2 separate regions of the Homo sapiens genome follow, and region 1 is linked to region 2. The links are chromatin loops, found by intact Hi-C in ENCODE. Cell type or tissue: ovary. All regions are shown on one strand. Each heading gives the region's core, and the rest is flanking DNA. Links, peaks and the distances in the headings are about the cores only. Region 1 overlaps JUN-DT (JUN divergent transcript). Region 2 has its middle 12 kb from the start of LINC01358.

Region 1 (2,913 bases), core at 308-2,807, 110 kb before region 2:
CTGCCAGAGGGCTGAGCTCCATGATGAGGGACTCTTGAGGGAGGATGTGTGAGGACACAGCCAAGCAGAACTCATTCTTGGGACTGGTGGCTGCCTGTGAGGCCATATATTCATGCCTTGAACCCAAAGACCTTGGTTAAATGAAGGAGTTAAATCTCTTTACTCCAAGATTTTTCAGAACCTTCTAAGACATGAAAATGAAATTGTGGGTCTTCAAGACAGGGATATGCTGTATGCAGCATTCCCCATATTAAGTTGGTTACAGAGCCTTCTTTCCACAGAGTATGAGCAAGAAATAATTTGCTATTATTATTATTTATTAGTATTATTATAATTTTTTTTTTGAGACAGAGTCTCACTTTGTTGCCCAGGCTGGAGTGCAGTGGTGCCATTTCAGCTTACTGCAAACTCCACCTTCCAGGTTCAAGCGGCTCTCGTGTCTCGGCCTCCCAGGTAGCTGGGAATACAGGCCAGCGCCACCACGCCATGCTAATTTTTGTATTTTTAGTAGAGATGGGGTTTCATTCACTATGTTGGCCAGGCTGGTCTCAAACTCCTGACCTCAGATGATCTACCCGCCCCGGCCTCCCAAAGTCATGGGATTATAGATGTGAGCCACTGCACCCGGCCAAATAATTCAGTATTAAGCTAATTCCTTGAGAATTGCTGTCCTTAAGTTCTCAAAAAATAATAATAATAATAATGTGGATTCTGTTGCCAGATAGCACTAAGTTCATAATTTGGCTATTTCCTAGGTGACTTTGTACATGTTACTTCACCTTCATCAACTGTAAAATGAGAGGAAGAATATTCACTTCTCAGGATAGCTTTGAAGGTTACATTTATAAAAGCATATGGAAAATGCAGTGTCGTGGCTAACACACAGTAGGTATTCAGTTAATGGTTCTAATTAAGTAAAGCCCGGAGACGGAAACCAGCTTTTGCAAGCTCACATAGGAAATTAGTGACTGTGCTAGGCCTTGAATCTCCATCTCTGGGCTCTTCCAGTTCACCATACTTCTCTTTATTAAGCAATACCATATAAGAAATGTAGTCCATCAGAGGAGATAGGCAGCCTCCCCAAGTTTGGTGTGATTTTATAGGTCAAGTTGACTTTAAATATGCGACAAATATTTCCTTTTCTCCTTCTCCCCCTTCTCCTCAGTTCTAGCCAGAGGAAGCTGCAGCCAGGCCTGGCAGTCTCCCCTGCTCCCTTCCACCAGCTTGGTTCCTGTTTCTGCTGGTCCTGGGAGCCCCCAGCAGATGGACTGCCCTTATCAGCCGGCTCCAGGCCAGAGGAGGAATCCTCCGGTCACGTGTGGCTCTCTGGAGGGAGAGAGACCTCATAAATACATACAGCCCACGCAGAGGAAGGGGGGAGGGTCAAGGGGAAAGAAACCTTGACATTCTGGCGACTGGGCCAGGATTAAAGTCCACCAGGCATAGTCCTTATTGGCTATTTCTATGAGGAATCTCAAATCCACATGGCTTCCCTGGATGACAACGCTGACTTTGACTAGCCCTGGGATCTGGGGCATTCCCAGTGTGCTGCTGGCTTGATCCAGGCCTAATCCTTTGCCCAGGACTGACCTTTCACAGTTTACAGAGCACTTTATCTCCTGGCTCAGTGAAGTCTCACAGAACCCTCCAGAGAGAAGGGAGTTTATCATCACCCTCAATTTACAGATGAGGAAGCTGAGGCTGCGATTGTAACTGACTGACTGCTGGCTACGCAGCTACAAGTGACCGAGTCCAGCCTGAAAGCCACATATATTCTCCCACAAAATCCAGAGCTGCCAAACACATCCTCCTCCATGAGTCTTGCTTTGTGCCCATCACTGAGCTCCATGCCCCGGGCGAGCCATCGTTCCTGCCTGGCGAAGTCCACAATCCAATAAGGAGGGAAGGTTGAAGGGATGAATCTCAACAGAATTGTGCACAGTGAAAGAAGCCAATGAAAGAAGAGTACATATTGTATAATTCCATTTATAGAAAACTCTAGAAAATGCAAGCTGATCTACAGTGACAGAAAGCAGATCCATGGTTGTTTGGGGAAGTGAGGCAGAAGGAAAGGATTCAGAGAAGCACAAGGAACCTTTTAGGGTGGTAGACATGCTTACTATCTGGTACTGAGAGTTTCTCATGTCTGCACGTATCTAATTGTACACTTTAAATACACACAGTTTATTGTATGTCAATTATATCTCCATAAAGCTATTTAAAAAGAGGAACGTAAGTGGGGAAAAGAATGAAGGAAGTTGGCTGGCGTATAATTAAGTAAGTCTGTGAGCAGTCTTAAAGTGGGGACACAAAGTACCATGGGCACGTAAGAGAAGAAGGTAGAGATTCATTCCCAAACGGAAGAGATCAGGAAGGAGTTCTTAGAACAGGGTTTCAACAAAGCTCAAGGTATGGATAAGTAAGGGTCAGGTTAAGAAAGATTCAGATGGAAGATACAGATAGAGTTTATTTGGGAAATAGAGAGTGGAGTATTATACACACGCACAATTCGCCTTTTTACCCAAGTTTTGAAGGACTGAAGTTAAAACTAACAGCAACTATCCTCTCTTTTCTTCAGAAATTCAGACACATGCCCTACTTGGCAGGCAGCTAGTTTTGCTAATAAGATTCCTGCCCTTCTCCCTCCCTCTCTGTGCATCTCATCCCTTCGGTCCCGCTGAGGCCCCTACCCTCTCGGATTTCCTCTTTGAACTGAACTGCCAAATACTTGCCAGCTTCCAGGGCCCTGAGTACCCACATTTCAGCCTCTTCCAAACCCCAGAGTAAGAAGGAGATTTGGGGAGTTCTGGGTGGGCATGTGATGGGAGACTAGGTCCAACATAAAAAGATATTTCCCTTTTTCTTCCATACTTTTTGGCTTAGTAATTGACATGTGACCATTGGAGAATTTTG
Region 2 (2,913 bases), core at 238-2,737:
TGATGTGATCACAGTCAGCACTTTAGGATTTTTGCAGGAGATTTATTCATGGTTTGGGTGGACTAATACTAGCCAATATGTGAATCACAATAAATTCTCTCTGACCTGGTGATTCTCCATTTGTACCCCCTTCCCAACCAGATCTGTTCTCTGGTCTGCACTGTGCCATCTGCACTGTGCCATAGAGAGGTTAATGCCCCTGATTGCCTCGGGGGACTCCTTTGCCTCCTATCTTCCAGTTGGGTTTAGCCAGTGGTAGGCATCGGCAAGAGATTAAAGGGTGGGAGGAGAAAGAGGTTGGGAATTTCCTCCAGCTCTTTCCCTGCTTCTGTGCCAGGGTCTGCCAGTGGCCGGGTTCCTCTGCAACCGTAGTTCCTGCCAGCAGCCCCTCCTCCATGGCTTCAGCAACATCTCACCCTCTTCCTGTCCTTGCAGATTCAGGGTAGCAATGGTTCCCTGGTGTTGCAAGTCTCTGAGTGCTTCAGCATCTCTCATTGGTTTCCTTAGCTCTGTCCCTATCCCTATAAATTGTTGTCCCTTCATCAAATCCCACTTCCAAGTCCGCGCTGCATGAGCCTTCTTTTTCTTGATCATAACTAGTCATGCTGAGAACTTACCCGATACCAATTACCATTTATTGAGTACCTACTGTGTACTTGGGGCTTCAAATGCATTTTTTTTTCCATTTAATTTTCACCACAGCTCCATGAGTTATGGACCATTTATATCCATTTCAGGAATCCCAAAAACAAGGCAGGCATACATTTAACATAGATGTTAAGTAACTTGCCCAAAATTATATAAGCCTTTTGTCCAGAGTTACACAGTTAGTCAGGAGCAAAGTTAAAATTCACACCCAGGTCTCTGGACTCTAAAACTCATCCTCTTTCTGTTGCTCTGCGGTCACTGAGTCAATTCTTATAAATGCTTAATTTGTCAGACTCTGGAAAACCAGTAACGGTAGCAGTAGTAAAATCTCTAGAGGAAGAGGGGATAGGGTATTCCGTGGAGGCTATAGGTCTTCTTGAGGAATGGTGGATCTTTAAGTAAAAGTTCCAGAACTTTGCCATTCCTGCATTGGTGGAAAACGCAATGGCAGGTGATTCACCAAAATATCCCTTGCTTCACAATGTGCAGTTCCTCTGTGGAGGGGAACTTAGCCCTTACTGAGTTCAGAAAGAAGAAGAAACTCATCCATCCAAGACCCACAGCAGAAAGCATAAGGGTTTATTTATAGAGAAGAATTTTATTATTTTTAAAAATCACTTGTGGGCTTCTGCACCAAAGCGTAGGAAAAAGCATGTGTTGGTTGCCAAGGGTCAAGGGAAACCACCTTGTTTTCTTGACAGCGCTGTGGCTGAAACAGCCCTTCCCAAAAACAATACGTTGGGGGAAGAAAGGCAAAACCAGTGGGAGGCCTGAAAATGCTGTGGTTTGCTTTTTATTTTATTTTTTTCCAGTGTCTTTGGGGCTGAAAAAGGCAGTGGAATGAATTCCACAACTAGTTTAAAATGCAGTGCCTCTTGCACTGGGAGCTCCGGGGGCTGCCCTCACATGACTCATGCCTTCCCCAACTCACCTCAGACCTCTCGTCCAGGCCCATCTGTCAAGGATAATAACAACAACACAGAAGTGATGCTGCCTTCACCTCCACCGTAGACTGCAGCGGCTCTTTCTGTTTCCTAAAACTCTTTCATAGTCTAACAAAAATGGCTGCCTTTCTCCTAAGTGCCAGGCTCCTTACTCTTAGGATTTTATCTCATCTGAACCACAACCTTTTGGAGACATCATTGTTATGCTCATTTGACAGATGAAGGAAGCCAGGCTCAGATGATTAAATACCATGCCCCAAATCACACAGCAAGGAGACAAGCTGAGATGTGAAGTCGGTGGTCTTATGCTTCAGAACAGTTCTGGGAATTCGCATTGTCTTCTCATTTTCCGAGGAGGAAACCAAAGTAGAGAGGTGGAGAGGATACTACAGACCAGGGCTCAGGGTGGCCCAGGCAGTGCTATCTCCAGGCACATGGTTCTGTCTCCTGAGGCTGTGACTCATGACGGTGCCAGACCATCAGCTAGACAAACCGCCACCCACTGGGCCACTCCAGCCAATTGCAAACCTTTGGCTTCAGAACCAAACATGTGTCCACATTGGCTCGGATATATCCACAGCCTTGCCTTGTAATGCCATCGGGCCCTCTGTATATTTTAAAAGCAGATGCCTCAGACCTCCAAAAGGCCAAGGGTTGCTTCTCGAATCTGACCTAAAAGGGCCTAACCTCAAGGACAGATCTGAATTCACCTGACATACAGCCCCAGGAGGAATCACAGAGAAAATGCTCTTACCTGGAACACCTCTACACAGACTGTTGCTGTCCTGCATGCTGCTTGCATTGAACTATGTCATTCACCAGCTGTGTGTCCCCAGACAAGGTACTGAACCTCTCTGAGCCTCACTTTCTTCAGAGGACCAGTTTAAGTTTTCACAGTCAGGAATTCATTCCTTCTAAAAACCTGTGCTAAGGAGACATGGCAAGGTGTTCTGGGCCTACAGAGACATGGGCAGAACTGGGGCAGAAGAGCAAAATGGATACTAAAGCTCTAAACCTGCCCACCAAGGTTCATAGTTTATTTTAAATTGGGGCTGTTTTGTGCCATTGCAAAGGAGGGTGAATATGCTTACAGTTATAAAATTCTGCTCTTCTTTCACAGAATTTCAGAGTAGATGGGTTGGTACAAGCTATCTTGTCTGACCACCTCCACATGGTATAGAGATTAAGGCCAGGAAAGGGAAGCCCTGGCTTGACACCTCACAAGGGCTTGAACCCAGACACAGTGCTCTTTCCAATGAGGGTCACTGCCAATCTAAAGAATTCTCTCATCTGCATATTGGACTAGGAACCTCTAACTCAT

What was found. Hi-C counts contacts between places; a loop is a spot of excess contacts. Peaks named below come from ENCODE experiments on the same cell type or tissue, not always from the same donor. Only the 100,000 strongest peaks of a DNase experiment are listed, where the experiment ranks them.
Region 1: it touches region 2 in a loop (3-fold over the local background); 16 of 110 quality-filtered maps call a loop at or near these places.

Annotation. Positions count from the first base shown.
Region 1 is chr1:58,897,882-58,900,794 of GRCh38, forward strand. It overlaps JUN-DT (JUN divergent transcript), which reads left to right. Exons shown (of 2, transcript NR_108106.1): 2 at 1,166-1,831. All of the region lies in intron 1 of LINC02777 (long intergenic non-protein coding RNA 2777), which reads right to left. Among named protein-coding and RNA genes, the nearest start is that of LINC02777, 4.8 kb to the right of the region's middle. RefSeq lists an enhancer at 1,296-1,590. In ovary, for the core only: a CTCF peak has its summit at 1,311; a DNase peak (open chromatin) is centred at 1,290; H3K27ac peaks cover 2,152 bases.
Region 2 is chr1:59,006,733-59,009,645 of GRCh38, forward strand. No RefSeq gene overlaps it. Among named protein-coding and RNA genes, the nearest start is that of LINC01358, 12 kb to the right of the region's middle. RefSeq lists enhancers at 1,096-1,205, 1,476-1,525, 1,546-1,595, 1,636-1,705. In ovary, for the core only: no CTCF peak of the experiment used is centred there; a DNase peak (open chromatin) is centred at 1,459; H3K27ac peaks cover 2,500 bases.